Linked DNA regions of Homo sapiens: region 2 is linked to region 1. Evidence: chromatin loops called from intact Hi-C (ENCODE). Cell type or tissue: mammary epithelial cell. All regions are shown on one strand. Links, peaks and the distances in the headings refer to the core of each region. The heading gives the core; the rest is flanking DNA.

Region 1 (9,109 bases), core at 331-8,330:
AATCTGCCCACCTCAGTCTCCCAAAATGCTAGGATCACAGGCATGTGCCACCACCCCCAGCTGAGAAATTAACAATTTTCTAAGTATCTCTATTTCCAGCCCATGCCCAGAGCCATTTCTTAGCTACCACGGAATATGGGTCTCACTCAGTCACTGGTTGCACCAGGAAATAGGCCTAGGAGAGCCCCAAAGAGAAAGCTGCTCAGTGAGTCTAACCACACAGAAAGAATCCTACATCACCACCACGCAAAGGCGGTGGTTTTACTTTGAAATAACAGGTTATTGGGCCCTGGCTTCTCCCCTTTATTCTTCTGTGTTAATCCACTTCGCTCGGTCTCTTTCAGTACAGAACAGGTACAGCCAGGTACTCCCAGTTCAAAAACAACTTTATTTTCTCTGAATAGAGACCTTTCAATAGAAGAAACATAACTTGATCATTGTAATTTAAGCCTCAGCATTCTCTTTAGCTTGGGACTAGTCAACATGGTTATCAGTCTTCTCTGGTTATCCCTGCCTCAACTCAAATTTTTTTGCTTGATCTATTCTTCATTGCCCATAACCACCCACCCCCACCTTCTTAATAATTCCATTCCCATAAAACAGTGCCAGAGCAACTTCTTTCAGGTATGAGCTGATAAGTTTCCTTCTGCTTGGCTGTCACGGAAATTGCTTTCTCCATGGTTTCCGGGACCCTGATTTGGTCTGGGTCTCAGATGCTGCCCTTGAAGTCTTCCTGAACTCATCTGTTACTTTTCTGGCATTCCGCCAAAGGATATTGTCCAGGAAGGTATCTTTACCTGATCTTATTCATTTCTTCATCTTCCTCACAATGTTTAAGCTTCTAAAACCCCCATCAGAACTCAGCCAGCCAGCTAAAGTCTATAGAGTCCCTGAAAGGGATCAAAAAAAATTAATAACTATGGGCAAAGCAGAAGTAGGATCAGGTCAATAGTATCAGTCACTACCTTAGCTAAATACTAGAGAAAGAGAGACAAGGAGATACTGTAACCTAAATCCATGAGCCCAAATGAGTGCCCGAGAAGTGTATGAGACACTGGGCTTTGGGTCAGAGAGTTGGCACATTTGTGTCCCGGGAAAAATCAGCTCTACCAGCCAAAAGACAAAGGCATTTCATCAGTTTCATGAGAGATTTTTCTCTGACAGCTGCCCAGGATTATCTCTCATCCTTGAAACCAGAGGGCTTAGGTAGCTCTGGTCAGCTCTGCCACAGATGTATAGTCAGTATCTCCACAGGAACATTTAAGAGCTTTTGAGTCTTTGTCAGTATCATCTGTTAAAAGGCTCATGGTCTCCTTGCTAACACAAATATTGACCCACTAAAGACTGAATGGGATGGTCATGGGCCCTCTTCAACTCCTTATGAACCTCATTCTCCTCTTATTTTGCTAATAGTTCCTAAGTTGATTAATTGATCAGGTAAATCCAACCAGACTGAATTCTCAAAGGGCAAAAATATGTGTAATTATCTTTCTGTGTTTTCCCCAACAATTAGGACCATTCTGGGCACGCAGTGGCCTGAGACTCACAGCAGGTCACCTGATGCTATCCCTTTGATGGTACCCACAGCTGCCACTCCCTGACCTTACGAGTGCTCATTCTGACCCTCCACCTTCTCAAAAACTCGCTCTGCAGGCTCAATATTTGCTTAAACATAAGCAAATCTACACACTTCAGCTGACCCAGGGTTGCAGATTGATAGGGATTTATTCTGGACTCATCATAAATGCTTGTATTATAAATATGATTTAGCACTTAACCATGAATCCCCCTGTATTGTTCTCCAGTTGTGTGCACTTCTCGAACAACATAATTGCATGGTGGTAAAGAGCTCTGACTTTGAACTGACATGGTTCAAATCCTAACTTCTCAACTTACAGTAGAATAAATTAAAATACCTATAATTTTTATGGTGTTACTGTGAGATTACATAAACTAGCGCACGTCAAATGCTGTGTCTGGCACAGAATAAGGCTCTCTAAGTGCCAGTCTTATCATAATCCCCAAGTGGGGCAAGGAACATCTTCTACTCCTCATTTACCCCTTATAATCTAAGCACACAATAAACGCTAGGCACACGATGGGTGTTTAATACATGCTGACCAACTGACTGAATAACTTCCCCAATATGACTGCATTCTTCCAAGGCTGATAAAAACATTTCTGCCCAAGAATTCTATGAAAATTTTTATAGCTGCTTTTTAGGCTCACACTTTGACTTATCATCCCATTGACCTCCTCTCCATCACATACTCCTTTAAAGTAAGAAAGAATTCCCCGTGCTGTTCCAGTGGCTAAAGGTCTCATGGCTGCAGCAGTGAGTCAGCAGCTCACCCTGCAGCTGGCAGCTCAGACCCAACCGTGGCCCACTGTGCTCAGTGTGTCCTGCAGCAGCCACGGGTATTCCCAAGGACACTGCAGCATCCCACCTGGGGCACTGCAGTTATCTCAGGTCCATGCCTCACTGCAGCTTGAAGCCTGATGCTGATGAGTGTGCAGAAGAGCTGCTTCACTTCAGCTGCCTTTAAGCCCCTGGCCACTTCTGGTCCCCAAAGCCTACAGTTAAGGAAACAGAGCACATTCCCGCAAACAGAATCCTCAATAGGGCGGCCTGGCAGCCATCTGCATACTGGGCAAAGCACATGCAAAGCTGCATCCATTGGTCTGAAAAGCATCCTTTTTATTACTGACTGTGTCTAGCCAAACCTTGGGCAAGGGGGTAGGAAGATTGGGAAGGAGAGCCCTCTGAGCCCTTAGGGCCTAAATGTGCTTGTTCAGGCTAAAGGGAAAACAGACTCTATCTATTCTCTTTTGATGAGACAGTGAGCTCCTTGACAGCAAAGACTGCGTGGGGTTCCAGAGGCATCCCCAGTGCCTAGCCTGCACACAGGAGGTTCTCAGTTCATGTTGACAGCTGGTGATGGCTGATGAATGGCCAAGCCCATCAAGTAGGAGTGCAATACTGCAGTTTCCTCCCATGTCCCTGGAACACCACCTCCTGCCCCCACCATGATTCCTCCCTCCTCACCTCTACCACATGCTTCCAGTGCCCCAGGAGCAAAGGAAGAGCTCCCTCTCTCTCCCCATTGGAACCTGATTTGTTGAAGTTGCCCCCCACCTCAGAAGCCAGAAGAGAGGCTTCGATGGAAGGCACACAGCCGTTCTAGCAACTGAATGGAGATCATAGGTACATATGTATATATTGATTGTGATACTTCTGAGGGATCTATCTCAGTTCCCAGAAGAAGAAAATGGCATGGCTTTTTCACTGGGCATGGTCACTATGAGCTTCAATGATTGAAATGGAAATTAAAGTGAAAGGCTTTCCTCAGTCCCCAATAATGTATGTTTCTGTCTTGCCTTATACAAATTTCCCCCCAAAAGCTATTCTATTTGATAGCCTGCCTCTCTTCTCTCTCTCTTCACTCTCTCTCTCTCTCTCTCACACACACACACACACACACACACACACACATATACATGCTATGTAATGTGGTGCTGGAAGAGATATTAATCAATAACTACTGAATCAATAGTAGTAATTTTCTCACTTTGATTTTCAGTAGTAATCAATAACTACTGAAAATCAAAGTGAGACTGAGGACCAGAGGTAAGTGACCTGACTAAGTCTCACAGCCAGTAAGTGGCCTTACTAGACTCCTGAATTCCAATCCAGTGATCTTTTCACTTCATTATGAAATTGTTTGGTTTTGTTTTCTTGTTTGTTCGTTTGTTTTTGTTTTGTTTTGTTTTTGCTTTTCTTTAATGTCTTCAAAGGAGAGCTAATGTCAGGTTTTTCCTCACTGAGAAGTTGCAACATCTCCCAGGTAAAAGCCAGGTCCTCCAGGTAAGACATTCTCCCAGATCCTGCTTTTTTTTTTTTCCTTTTTTTTTTTTTTCTTCATTCTCCTGGGATGCTGTCTCACCTAAAATGGCAGGGAGGACCCTGGACCGCTCACCTTCCCATGTAATAAGTGATAAGTATACTTATCATACAAAAGAGATGGAGAGGCTCTTCCCTATCACAATCTAAAGCCCAGACAGATACAGTCATCATTTGTGACAATGAAGATTTTCCTTTGCAAATGCAGCAACTTAACGGTAAAATTGTGGAAAGGAGGCTGTGTGTGTTCACCTTGGTCGGTGCTGCAGCCCAAGCACAGCTGGCGCCTCTAGGGCGCATTCAAGTGAGGGAATAGTTATACTTGGCAGGCAGTCCTGACCAGCCATTTTGCCCAGGTCTCCTTGGATGCCTTCAGACTGCAGAGATCTTATTCAGTTTGCATCCCCCGCACAGTCTGCAAGCCAAGCTGCAGACATCAATCTGTTTCAGGAGAAAGAGCGCCACCTCCTGTCTCTGGACTGCAAGACCATATTTCTTTGAAAACCGCAGTGATGTTCTAAGCGGCTCAGTGCCTAAAGAGATCCGCTCTCCACAGCGAGGGGAGAAAATGGCACCTATGAAATTCGTACCGATACCCCATGTCACACTGTGAACCAGTGACTCTCCCAGGAAAACCCTGGACAAGCCCTGCAGCACGCATCCTTCTCCTTTCTTACAGTTTCATTTCTCCCCTCCAGCTTAGAACAGATGGAAGCCTTAGAGGCTTGTCGTTCAGCTGAGGATCTGAATGTAAAGAGACATGCTCAAGGTCACACAGCGGCCCCGTTCTAGACCCAACACAGACTTCTCCCACGCCAAGTAAAGGCTGGATCGAATTTATGCATTTCAGATTTCTTTCTCTTTGCCCGCAGTAGAAATTTTGCAACAGAGTTTTCTTCACTACTGCTTTGCTGATCTCACCCACTATGATCCCAGCTACAGTCCCCTCTCTCTTCCACATTATCCTTTGTAGTATAGCTGTATATGTTCAAATGTTAGCTCCCCTATTAGAACCCAAGTCTCTTGAAAGGAGGCCAATACCTGATTAATTCTTGCAGCCTTTTGGAGGACTTCCTGCTAGTTAAGCATCTGGGGACTTAGCTCCCCATGCCCTATTTCTTCTCAAGGGCCTCAGAAATCAAATCCACTCTCCTGGTCTTTTTAAAGCTGTCATCATCTACTGCTCTCTTAGGGGTCCTGTTTCCCCAAGAATGACTGAAAAGGACACAAGCTCTCTGGTTTCTCGCTTAGTATCTTCTTTCCTGTTCAACACCCCCCCAAAAAAATTACATCAGCCCTTAATATTTCAAAAGTTTTATTTCTAATCACTACCAGCAAACAGATGAGATAACAAATACAACAGTTTTTGCAATTGACAAAGTTTCCTGAGATTTTTCTGAATGATTATCTCCTGAAACAAAAGAAAATACTCAATTGTGAACTCTACTTATCTTTGCTCTCATCCCACCCCCAAAAAAAGAAACTTGAGAGTGGAGCTGCAACTTTACAGCCTAAGGACAGGAAAACCAGTGCCACGATTTCCACCAGAGGAGGCTCCACAGCCACAGACCGTCACATAACCAGTCTGCCTCATCCTCCTCATCTGTAAAATGGCCAGAATAAAAGTGTTTACTCATAGGAAAATCCTTATTTGAGGATTAAATGAGGTCATTTAATCCCCAGAGTGGTATATAGCAAAAATTAAGTCCATGGTCGATGGTTATTTAATTCATTAGGTAATTTATTTCATAAAACAAACCTGATGACAAGAGAATAGAACATAAAGGACAAAAATCTTCAAGGAAAGTAGCAGGGGCTCAGCTGAAGTATAAGGAGTAATACTGTGGGGGATGTGCCAGTGAGTACCAGGAGGAAAGATGCCTTGAAAAGATGCGGGGGGAGAGAAAGAGAAGAGTCCAGAGATCTCATCATTTCACTTCAAAAAAAAGGTGGCCATAAAGCAAAACCCAGGCCTTCCATTCTGCTTCCAGGTCCCATCCACGGAGCTTTGTCCACAGGCATCTGGGCCACCTCTCTCATTAGAGAACGGGGCCAGTCCTGCTGTCCTGGCTGACTTCGGCTCCATTAATCCACCCCTTTGCCTTCCATTCTCCTTGCAGGCTGCCTGTGCTGAAGGCCTCTTGCACTCCTGTGCTATCCCAACTTGCAGTAATTGCTTGGGGTTGTAAATCCAGCAAGTAGAGGAGGCTTTCTGTAGCAGGTCCTAGGTCGGTTGCCTGAGGACAGCACTGCTCTCCCCAGCCCCTAGCACTGAGAGGCCCTGTGGGAAGTCCACGCCTGCCATGGTGGTTGTCCTGCCAACAGCATCTCCCTTCAGGGTTCATCTTATTTTCTTCTGATGAACAAGCAAAGGCAACCAGACTCTCCGTAGGTGTAAGTTGGCACGCACATTTGGCAGGGAGGGTGGATTTCTTGGGGACATTCCATTACTCACTCTCATGCCCAACCCACCCTGTGCTGAGGCAGCAGAACCTTCTCCCTTACCAAGCATTGAGGACGTCCATTCGCCAGGCAGCTGGTAGTGAGCAGGGAGGTGAAAAAGGGGGTCTTTCTGAGAAGCAGGTTAGCAGGTGAGCCACCTGGAGACAGTTAGGGAAGGTAGGTCTATTTTTCTCCACCCAATGTCACCGAAGAACCCATTCACACCCTAAATGGGCTAAGAAAGCCATGTATAAAATGCTGATGCCAACTAGATTGGCATCTTGGACAAGCCCTAGAATGAAGCTCAGGGAATGAAGCAATGTGTTTTTAAGCAGGACCCTCAGCTCCTGCATCCCAAGTCTACAATCTCAATCTCAATTTTGCCAGAGTTGCAAAAACCATGAAATGGCCTCACGTGTAACTCACAAGTAACCCATCGACTGCCCATCAACCTTGAGATAGACATAAAGCTCCTTGTTATGCAGGTTACAACTACCTTGGAAATAAGTTTTATAAGTAATCACAAATTTTATTTCTGTATTTTGATTGTTTTCATAAAACTATAACCCTCTTAGGGTAATTTTGGCAAGTCCCAGGGGTTTTTTCTGTGGTCATCTGTGCCTAGCCCATGTTGAACACTCAGTGTATTTCAGCACCTGTGTCCCCAGTGATTCAGGCTAGAGTTGTGTCTCCTTCCTCATGCAGCAGTAGTGTGATACCTGTTCAGCTTATTCAGGAACACAAGTGTTGGCTGCAACTGTGAAGGTCACTGCTATAGAACCATAGTTGTCAAGTGTTGGCAGTTACCTTAATTACTTAGAGAGTGTGTTAAAATTAGAGATGCTCATCCTATACTATTGAATTTGAATCTATGATGATGAGTAGTTTTAAGAGGTTCCCAGGGGTTTCTGAGGCACCCAGAGTTTGCGAGCTGCACTCTAGCCCCTGGCTACTCAAAATGTGGTCAAAGGACCAGCCGCACCCATACCTAGAAGCATGTTAGAAATACAAGCTCTCTGGCCCTACCCCAAACCTCCTGAATCAGAATCTATATTTTCACAAGATCCCAGCTATTCATTTGCATGTTGAAGTTTGAGAAACACTGTCCTAGGACAAAGGCTATAACATCCTAGCAATCTGAGGTAAGTAAATAGCAGAATTTCCTCCTTGTTTTCAGGGTGAATGACCCCTGCCAGTGTAGTGACTGCTTGCCTTGCCTGCTGGGTAACAGAATCCAGAGACATGCAGCAGGGGCAGCTGGTTGACCAGAACCTTCTAAACAACCTTCAAATTCTGTCCTACCCACTGTTGCACCTTGCCCCTAATCAGTGATGTTACAGATTCAGAGATGGTGAAGGGGATATACCCAGACAACGTGGCAGACTGAAGTCTGGGTCCAAATCTCAGCTCTGCTGCTTTCTAGCAGGGAAGCCATGAAAAAAATCACATCACCCTTGCGATGCTTAGTTTCTGTACATGTAGAGGACATCTGAAGGGTTCGCAAAGATCATTCCAGCTTTTCATGTAACTCATCCTTCCCTGTCCATTTCACACATATGAAAAGTCACAGCTGGAAGGGATCTTCGATCACCTGGTCCAAACTCCTTCCTTGCTGTCCCCAACTCATACATGGGGAACCTGGGCCAGCCAGACAACCCATGAAAGGGCAGAGCCCTGACCAGAACCTAGAGCTTCCAAGGCCGAGTTCAGCATGCTTTGCACCATACAGTGACTGGGACATCATTCTTGGGTTAGGTGGTCGAGGAAACGTATTCTGAGACAGAGATTTGTATGCAGGATGTTTACTGGGGAGTACTCTCAGAAATAACATCTTTAAGGGAGTGAGAGGAGTAAGATTGGGCAGAAGGAGAAGATGAATCCTACAGGAAGCCCGGGAGCTGGGATGTGCCACAAGGTTGTCCTGAATCAAGACAAAGGAACCAGGCCTTTGTATTCCACACCAACCACTGTGGGTAATCTTTATAGACGGACTCAGAAGAGAGCCGTTGGCCATCCATCAATACTCCCAGCAGTCAGGGGACAAGTAGCTCGGTTCTGTGTGGGAAATCTGGACAGCACACCCTTTGCACCACCAGTTCACTTGCTTCACAGCCCAAGTGTGCCCTTTCTGGGAGCAACTTCACTGTTATTCTGGCTGCTCTCTTCACCTGGGGAAATTCTCAGTGGGATACTAATAGGACCAATCGCCATTACTGCTCTGATCTTGAGGCTGCCACTGAGTCTTACGCTGCCCCTCCTCTACTATCCTTTCCAGAGTCCTCTCACCCTTGGCCCACGCTTCTGCTGGCCTACATGTCTGGTGGGGTGACTCGAGCCCTCATCACTGAGGACACTGAGCCCCTGGTCACCACACTGTTCTCTGGCCGTAGCTGCTACATTTGTACATTTACCTCAAATTGGGCAGGGGAGTATCAAGAGACACCCCAATGTAGCCCCTGAATGCCAAACAGGTTATCTCCCGCCCTCTTTAAATAACAGCAGCACTGATATCCTGCTGATATCAGGGCCAATGGCTCCTGCTGGTTTGGAGATTCCTTTCCCTGCCTGCTGAATATCTTGGTACAAGGAGCTAGAAGAGACAGATGGCAATGACAGCTTAAAGTATAATGGGCCCTTATCATATACCTGGATGGAAGCCTTCTCCCTCTGGAAACCAGCACCTCTAGACCCACAGAGTCTGCTGGGGGGATGGAGAGCAACAGGATCCACCGTGAGTCACTGGGAGGGATGGTAAGCAGGGCCACT
Region 2 (8,964 bases), core at 965-8,964, 110 kb before region 1:
ATAAAGGATGGAGGGGGAGGATGAGATATTGGGGAGGGGGTAATTGAGATTTTAGATAGGGTAGCTGGAAAACAGGCATCACTGAGAAGATGACTTTAGAGAAAAGAACTAGAGAGAATGGGGGAGTTAGCCACACAGCTATCTAGAGGAGGAGCACTCCAGGAATGCAAAGGAAACAGCAAGTTCAAAGGCCTTGAGGCAAAAATGTGCCAGATGTATTCAAGAAATAGTCAAGATGTCCAAAGTAGGTGGTTTGAGAAATCAAAGGAGAGGAGGGGTAAAAAATGAAGTCAGAGAGATGACGGGGAGCAAGGCCATTCTAGCTCTTATAGATTGTTGATAAGACTTTGGCTTTTGCTCTGAGTGAGAAATGAAGACATTGGGAAAATGTGTGAGGAGGTGTAATACAATCTGACCTATACTTCAACGGGTTTATCTGGCTGCTGTGCTAATAGTAGATTGCAGAGGGCTAAGATAGACACAGGAATACCACTTAGGAGGGTATTACCTCCTATTGAACCAGAGAGCTCAATAGGAAGGCTCAAACGCTGGTTTATTTTGAAGGTAGAACTGACATGATTTGCTGACAATCTGGGTATAGAATGTTAGACAATGAGGAGAGACCAAGGCTAGGATGAGATCAAGGCTTGGATGAGACCAAGGCTTTTGATGTGAGCACCTGGAAGAAAGGTGTTGCTATTTTTTTTTTAAATTATACTTTAAGTTCTAGGGTACATGTGCACAATGTGCAGGTTTGTTATATATGTATACACGTGCCATGTTGGTGTGCTGCACCCATTAACTTGTCATTTATATTAGGTATATCTACTAATGCTATCCCTCCCTCCTACCCCCACCACACGACAGGCCCTGGTGTGTGATGTTCCGCACCCTGTGTCCAAGTGTTCTCATTGTTCAATTCCCACCTATGAGTGAGAACACGCGGTGTTTGGTTTTCTGTCCTTGCGATAGTTTGCTGAGAATGATGGTTTCCACCTTCATCCATGTCCCTACAAAGGACATGAACTCATCATTTCTTATGGCTGCGTAGTATTCCATGGTGTATATGTGCCACATTTTCTTAATCCAGTCTATCATTGATGGACATTTGGGTTGGCTCCAAGTCTTTGCTATTGTGAATAGTGCCACAATAAACATACGTGTGAATGTGTCTTTTAGCAGCATGATTTATAATCCTTTGGGTATATACGCAGTAACGGGATAGCTGGGTCAAATGGTATTTCTAGTTCTAGATCCTTGAGAAATCGCCACACTGTCTTCCACAATGGTTGAACTAGTTTACAGTCCCACCAACAGTGTAAAAGTGTTCTTATTTCTCCACATCCTCTCCAGCACCCGTTGTTTCCTGACTTTTTAATGATCGCCATTCTAACTGGTGTGAGATGGTATCTCATTGTGGTTTTGATTTGCATTTCTCTGATGGCCAGTGATGATGAGCATTTTTTTGTGTGTCTGTTGGCTGCATAAATGTCTTCTTTTGAGAAGTGTCTGTTCATCTCCTTTGCCCACTTTGTGATGGGGCTGCTTGATTTTTTCTTGTAAATTTGTTTAAGTTCTTTGTAGATTCTGGATATTAGCCCTTTGTCAGATGGGTAGATTGTAAAAATTTTCTCCCATTCTGTAGGATGCCTGTTCACTCTGATGGTTCTTTTGCTGTGCAGAAGCTCTTTAGCTTACTTACATCCCATTTGTCTATTTTGGCTTTTGTTGTCATTGCTTTTGGAGTCTTAGTCATGAGGTCTTTGCCCATGCCTATGTCCTGAATGGTATTGCCTAGATTTTCTTCTAGGGTTTTTATGGTTTTAGGTCTAACATTTAAGTCTTTAATCCAACTTGAATTAATTTTTGTATAAGGTGGAAGGAAGGGATCCAGCTGCAGCTTTCTACATATGGCTAGCCAGTTTTCCCAGCACCATTTATTAAACAGGGAATCCTTTCCCCATTTCTTGTTTTTGTCAGGTTTGTCAAAGATCAGATGGTTGTAGATGTGTGGTATTATTTCTGAGGGTTCTGTTCTGTTCCACTGGTCTATATCTCTGTTTTGGTACCAGCGCCATGCTGTTTTGGTACCAACGCCATGCTGTTTTGGTTACTGTAGCATTGTAGTATAGTTTGAAGTCAGGGAGTGTGATGCCTCCAACTTTGTTCTTTTGGCTTCGGACTGTCTTGGCAATGCAGGCTGTTTTTTGGTTCCATATGAACTTTAAAGTAGTTTTTTCCAATTTTGTGAAGAAAGTCATTGGTAGCTTGATGGGGATGGCATTGAATCTGTAAATTACCTTGGGCAGTATGGCCATTTTCATGATATTGATTCTTCCTATCCATGAGCATGGAATGTTCTTCCATTTGTTTGTATCCTCTTTTATTTCATTGAGCAGTGGTTTGTAGTTCTCCTGGAAGAGGTCCTTCACATCCCTTGTAAGTTGGATTCCTAGGTATTTTATTCTCTTTGAAGCAATCGTGAATGAGAGTTCACTCATGATTTGGTTTTCTGTTAGTCTGTTATTGGTGTAGAGGAATGCTTGTGATTTTTTGCACATTGATTTTGTATCCTGAGACTTTGCTGAAGTTGCTTATCAACTTAAGGAGATTTTGGGCTGAGACAATGGGGTTTTCTAGATATACAAGCATGTCATCTGCAAACAGGGACAATTTGATTTCCTCTTTTCCTAATTGAATACCCTTTATTTCTTTCTCCAGCCTGATTGCCCGGCCAGAACTTCTAACACTATGTTGAATAGGAGTGGTGAGAGAGGGCATCCCTGTTTTGTGCCAGTTTTCAAAGGGAATGCTTCCAGTTTTTACCCATTCAGGATGATATCGGCTATGGGTTTGTCATAAATAGCTCTGATTATTTTGAGATACATCCCATCAATACCTAGTTTATTGAGAGTTTTTAGCATGAAGTGCTGTTGAATTTTGTCGAAGGTCTTTTCTGCCTCTATTGAGATAATCATGTGGTTTTTTTCTTTGGTTCTGTTTATATGCTGGATTACTTTTATTGATTTGCGTGTGTTGAACCAGGCTTGCATCCCAGGGATGAAACCAGTTTGATTGTGGTGGATAAGCTTTTTGATGTGCTGCTAGATTCAGTTTGCCAGTATTTTGTTGAGGATTTTTGCATCGATGTTCATCAGGGATATTGGTCTAAAATTCTCTTGTTTGTTGTGTCTGTGCCAGGCTTTGGTATCAGGATGATGCTGGCCTCATAAGATGAGTTAGGAAGGATTCCCTCTTTTTCTATTGATTGGAATAGTTTCAGAAAGAATGGTACCAGCTCCTCCTTCTACCTCTGGTAGAATTCAGCTGTGAATCCCTCTGGTCCTGGACTTTTTTTGATTGGTAGGCTATTGATTATTGCCTTAATTTCAGAGCCTATTATTGGTCTATTCAGGGATTCAACTTCTTCCTGGTTTAGTCTTGGGAGGGTGTATGTGTCAAGGAATTTATCCATTTCTTCTAGATTTTCTAGTTTATTTGCATAGAGGTGTTTATATTATTACCTGATGGTAGTTTGTATTTCTGTGGGATCAGTGGTGATATCCCCTTTATCATTTTTTATTGCATCTATTTGATTCTTCTCTCTTTTCTTCTTTATTGGTCTTGCTAGCAGTCTATCAGTTTTGTTGATCTTTTCAAAAAAACAGCTCCTGGATTCATTGATTTTTGAAGGGTTTTTTATGTCTCTATCTCCTTCAGTTCTGCCCTGATCTTGTTATTTCTTGCCTTCTGCTAACATTTGAATGTGTTTGCTCTTGCTTCTCTATTTCTTTTAATTGTGATGTTAGGGGGTCAATTTTAGATCTTTCCTGCTTTCTCTTGTGGGCATTTAGTGTTATCAATTTCCCTATACACACTTTTTTAAATGTGTCCCAGAGATTCTGGTATGTTGTTTCTTTGTTCTCATTGGTTTCAAAGAACATCTTTATTTCTGCCTTCATTTCGTTATGTACCCAGTAGTCATTCAGGAGCAGGTTGTTCAGTTTCCATGTAGTTGAGCGGTTTTGAGTGAGTTTCTTAATCCTGAGTTCTAGTTTGATTGCACTGTGGTCTGAGAGACAGTTTGTTATAATTTCTATTCTTTTACATTTGCTGAGGAGTGCTTTACTTCCAATTATGTGGTCAATTTTGGAATAAGTGCGATGTGGTGCTGAGAGGAATGTATATTCTGCTGATTTAGGGTGGAGGGTTCTGTAAATATCTATTAGGTCCACTTGGTGTAGAGCTGAGTTCAATTCCTGGATATCCTTATTAACTTTCTGTCTCGTTGATCTGTCTAATGTTGACAGTGGGGTGTTAAAGTCTCCCATTATTATTGTGTGGGAGTCTAAATCTCCTTGTAGGTCTCTGAGGACTTGCTTTTTGAATCTGTGTGCTCCTGGATTGGGGGCATATATATTTAGGATAGTTAGCTCTTCTTGTTGAATTGATCCCTTTACCATTATGTAATGGCCTTCTTTGTCTCTTTTGATCCTTGTGGGTTTAAAGTCTGTTTTATCAGAGACTAGGATTGCAACCCCTGCTTTTTTTTGTTTTCCATTTGCTTGGTAGATCTTCCTCCATCCTTTACTTTGATCCTATGTGTGTCTCCGCATGTGAGATGGGTCTCCTGAATACAGCACACTGACGGGTCTTGACTCTTTATCCAATTTGCCAGTCTGTGTCTTTTAATTGGAGCATTATGCCATTTACATTTAAGGTTAATATTGTTATGTGTGAATTTGATACTGTCATTATGACGTTAGCTGGTTATTTTGCTTGATAGTTGATGCAGTTTCTTCCTAGCATTGGTGGTCTTTATAACTTGGCATGTTTTTACACTCTTTTGCCCATTTTTAAATTGTGTTGTTTTCTTGCTAATGAGTTCCTTGAGTTCTTCATATATTTTGCATATTAATTCCTTATCAGATGTATAGTTTGTAAATATTTTCTCCCGTTTCATAAGCGGTCTTCTACCTCTGTTGATTATTTCCTTTGCTGTGCAGAGGCTTTTTAGTTAGACGTAATTCTATTTGTCTGTTTTTGCCTTTGTTTCCTTTATTTGCTTAGACCAATGTCATGAAGCATGGCTTTATGTTTTTAGATGGTCATCTTTCACTTAATGCACAATCATTGTAATTTTGGCGTTTTAAAAATAATTCATTTATTTAAAAACTAATTGTTGAGCAATTATTACGTAACAGGCTTTCTGCAAGTGCCAGGGATCCAGAGATAACAAGGGAATCTCCTACTCTCAAAGAGTCTGCCATCTAGTGGGAGACGCAGGAATGTAATTGAGTAGGAGAACACAATGAGATTCGTTGCAGAACAGCCATGAGAACAGAACAAAGTTCTAAGAGAGCATAAAGGGGTGGCACAACTTAATTTTATCAAAAAAATTCAGGAAAACTTATACAGAGAGGAGGAGTTTACAAGTAACTATGTAGGGAGCTGTCATGGGTATTCCAGTTAAAGGAAACATGTGAGGAGCATAAAAGAGGCTGGCCCATTGGGTTGGCTGCACATGTATGTGTTTGTTAAGGTTTGGGAGTGTGTGAGTGAATGGTGGAAGGTGAGTCTGAAAGGAAAGCAGTACTAGATCTTGAGCATTCTTATATATCACAATGAAAGATTTGAAATACATCCTGTAGGCATTGGAAGTTAGCAAAGAGGTTCTCAGTAGGGAAATGGCATGATTAGATTGAGGCTTTACAGTGATTACCCTGGCAAAGCTGCAGAGAACAGACTGAGAGGAGGCCCTGGTCTGGGTAACCAGTTAGTCCACTGTAATTGGCCTAACATTTGAGCAGTGTGGGAAGAAAGGAGGACACATCTCAAAGAACTACCTAGAAGGTATACTTAGTCCAGTTTGGTTGAGAATGACATGTAGGTGGATAGCAATGAGTCTAAGATGATCCCTATATATCAGTATTTGGAAATTAGATGGAAGAGAACACATTGCTCCATGCTAAGGACTAATATGAGGAGAAGCAGTTTGAATAGAAGATGTGTCCAGTGTTCAAGGAGTGATTGTGCAGTAAGGTAGAGATCATTAAAGAGCCAGTTTGAAGTTTAGAATGAAGTCTGGGTGAAAAATCAAATGCGATTAGTGGGAAGTCTCTTAGAGGTTAACCTATACTTTTTATGAAAACATAGGAATTTATTTTCATATTCCTAATAGCAAAGGACCTTTAACTACACATATATTTAATAAATACATTTTATAGATACCTATGTAAAATAAAGAACAACCACCACACAACAAACTCAGTGGCAGAAAAGTTCCAGTGCAATCAGTATATTTAAATTCTACTGGGAGTATTGCAAATCAAAATTACATTTTGGGAGACTATATGGCAATATATAATAAGAGCTATAAAGATGATCATATCATTTTTCCCAGTAATCCTACTCCTGGTTATTAAAGGGAAGTAATTCAGTGTATATTAATGAAATCGACCTTATAGTTCTGATCTTTATAATAAGTTATAAGAAAATGGTTTAATTTGTATGTGTATATATTTACTCGAAGTAGAAATATGAAGGCTAAAAAAATGGGAAGATATTTAAATTGGTGTTAAAACAGCATTTAAAATTACCACAATTATGAGAACACATGTATGCCAATGCAGATTCACTGGAAAAATATTGAAAATGAAAACTGTCAGATGGTAAGATTATAATTTTATTTCTTTTTTAATTTGAAATAAATTGGTACAGCACAGCTTTTCAAAAGCTTCTATAAATGTGTATGTTAAGTTGTAATAAAGCAAACACATGCATGTAGACATGCTTAAACAGTTATTTAATTGTTTCTTGGGTACCTGGGGAGATGGGGTGAAGAAAGGGGGGTGACTTGAATGAAGGTGGAGGAGAAAAATGAGAACCAAGAAAGCAAAGGATCGAGAAGCTCAGTGTGGCAGCAGCCTCTCTTCCCCTCCTGAGAGAGTCAAAGGGTGGCATCAGGGACTCATGATCCATGGTTGTGGAAGCCTCATGTCACACTGGATGTCACATGAGGTGGGATGGAACACAGTGACCACCCCACCTCATTTCCTTTACAGCTTCCGTGGTGGGCCATGGCAGTGAACAGCCTTCAGGCATGTCTACGGTGGAAGATCTGAATTCAGGCTGGTGGCAGGAGACAACACAACCACGTTTTCTTTTATGCATGCATTTGGTTTAATTGACACATTAACCACAGACAAAGGGGTAAAGGCCACAAGGCGATAGGTTAGTATGAACAGGGAAAGGGACATTTTTTTTTTTTAAGAAAAATAAAAGCATCAGTATTGCAAAGACTTTCCATGATCCTATACCCACCTCGAAAGCCCCCTCTCACCACAGGAAGTGCACTGACCATTGGAGGCATAAAAGAGATCCTCAAAGAGCCCGATCCTCACTCTCCCTGCACAGCTCAGCGGGACCTCAGCCATGAGACTTCTCATCCTGGCCCTCCTTGGCATCTGCTCTCTCACTGCATACATTGTGGAAGGTAAGTGGAGAAGCTGTCTGTGAGATAAAGAATAGGGAGGCAAGGCAGGTGGGCACACATTTTGGGTTTGACTCGGGTTTTGACTGGACTAAACTGCTGTCTCCAGGGGAGCCTTAAACTTCCCATGTGCAAGAAAGGAATGATGATTTTGACTGTAGAGGGCTTCGTAAACTTCCAAAACAGGGAGAATTTGATTAGTATCTGGGCTCCTACTTTTCCTAATTGGGTAATTTCAGGTAAATTCCTTAACCACTCAGGGCCTGTGCTTATTTATGTATAAACTGAATAGAATAAGAGACATGATCACCTGAGATTAAGATTAAATAAATATTATGGTTTATTTAATAACATCAGATTTCCTTACAAGCAGTAATTTTTTGATTAATGTTAGCTATGGATTAGAGGTGATGATTATAAATGCATTTGTAGGTTTTGCCCATTTAATATATAGTTTGATAAATTATCAAAATCTTAGAGAGTTCAGTTACAATATGGGGATGCACCAGAGGATGTATGTTCTGGAGCAAATCAATGTTTTCAATACAAAACCTGTGTGAAGGCGACAGTAGTGCTTGCTGTGGACTGGATGTCCCAGTCTTGCCTTCCTTCCCCTTGATAATGCAATAAGGGACCCCCATTTTAGGACGCAGGACAGGCAGAAAGATAACCAGCTTGATGGGGTCCACACCATGTGCAATCACTACCAGCTGAGACTTCTTGTTTTCCAGCAAGGTGGTGATGATGTTAACCCCTGCTCAAAGAACAGGTGATTTCCTAGTGGGGACAACCCCTTTGCTAGCAGCTTTCTTCTCAGCCTGGGCCAACAGTCTCTGCTTCTTCTCTTGCTTTGTCTCTGGTCAGTACTTGTGGATCAGCTTAAGTGGCTGAGTAGCTGTTTGGGGGTCTAAGGCTTGGGTGAACTGGTTAATGGCAGAAGGCATTTTCAGCTGCTTATAGAGGATAGCTCTTTGCAGCTGGAACCAGATATAGCGGGGCCATTTCACAAAGCAGTGGAGGTCTCTTTTGGGCTGGATGTCCTGTCCAATGCCTGCCTAAGAAAACTCTTAGGCCTTTTCTCACACAGCGGTTTCATCACTTTCTTAGCCTCCTGCTTCCTCACGACGGCAGGGACTGGGCCACCTTCTTTCCTTTGGCCTTCTTTCTTTTCAGCATCTTAGGCAGCTGACAGAGAGGGAAATTTGACCATTTAAAAAGGGGAACACCTTTATTTACTCAGTCAAAAGCATGCTTCCTTCCCTCACTGAATGTTGCCTTGCCTAGAGTACTCTTCACGCATTACTCTGTCATCTCACTTATGGTACTGTAACATGTTGCACTATTTGAAATGATCTTTTCTGTTTGCCTGTCTGCTGCCTGGCTCCCTCATGAGAAGATATGCTCTATGAAAACAGGGATAATGTCTGTCTTAATAAAACATGTGGGACACAACAGGCACCATTGTATAAATG

Evidence for each region. Peaks named below come from ENCODE experiments on the same cell type or tissue, not always from the same donor. Only the 100,000 strongest peaks of a DNase experiment are listed, where the experiment ranks them.
Region 2: it touches region 1 in a loop (10-fold over the local background); 8 of 110 quality-filtered maps call a loop at or near these places.

The regions. Positions count from the first base shown.
Region 1 is chr1:168,435,202-168,444,310 of GRCh38, reverse strand. All of the region lies in intron 4 of LOC125312414 (a long non-coding RNA gene), which reads left to right. Among named protein-coding and RNA genes, the nearest start is that of MIR557, 64 kb to the right of the region's middle. RefSeq lists a silencer at 4,223-4,372. In mammary epithelial cell, for the core only: a CTCF peak has its summit at 4,369 (motif pointing left); DNase peaks (open chromatin) are centred at 4,350 and 6,320.
Region 2 is chr1:168,542,435-168,551,398 of GRCh38, reverse strand. It overlaps XCL2 (X-C motif chemokine ligand 2), which reads left to right and starts at 7,402. Exons shown (of 3, transcript NM_003175.4): 1 at 7,402-7,495. The coding sequence starts at 7,435. It also overlaps the pseudogene RPL7AP19. In mammary epithelial cell, for the core only: a CTCF peak has its summit at 5,265 (motif pointing left); no DNase peak of the experiment used is centred there.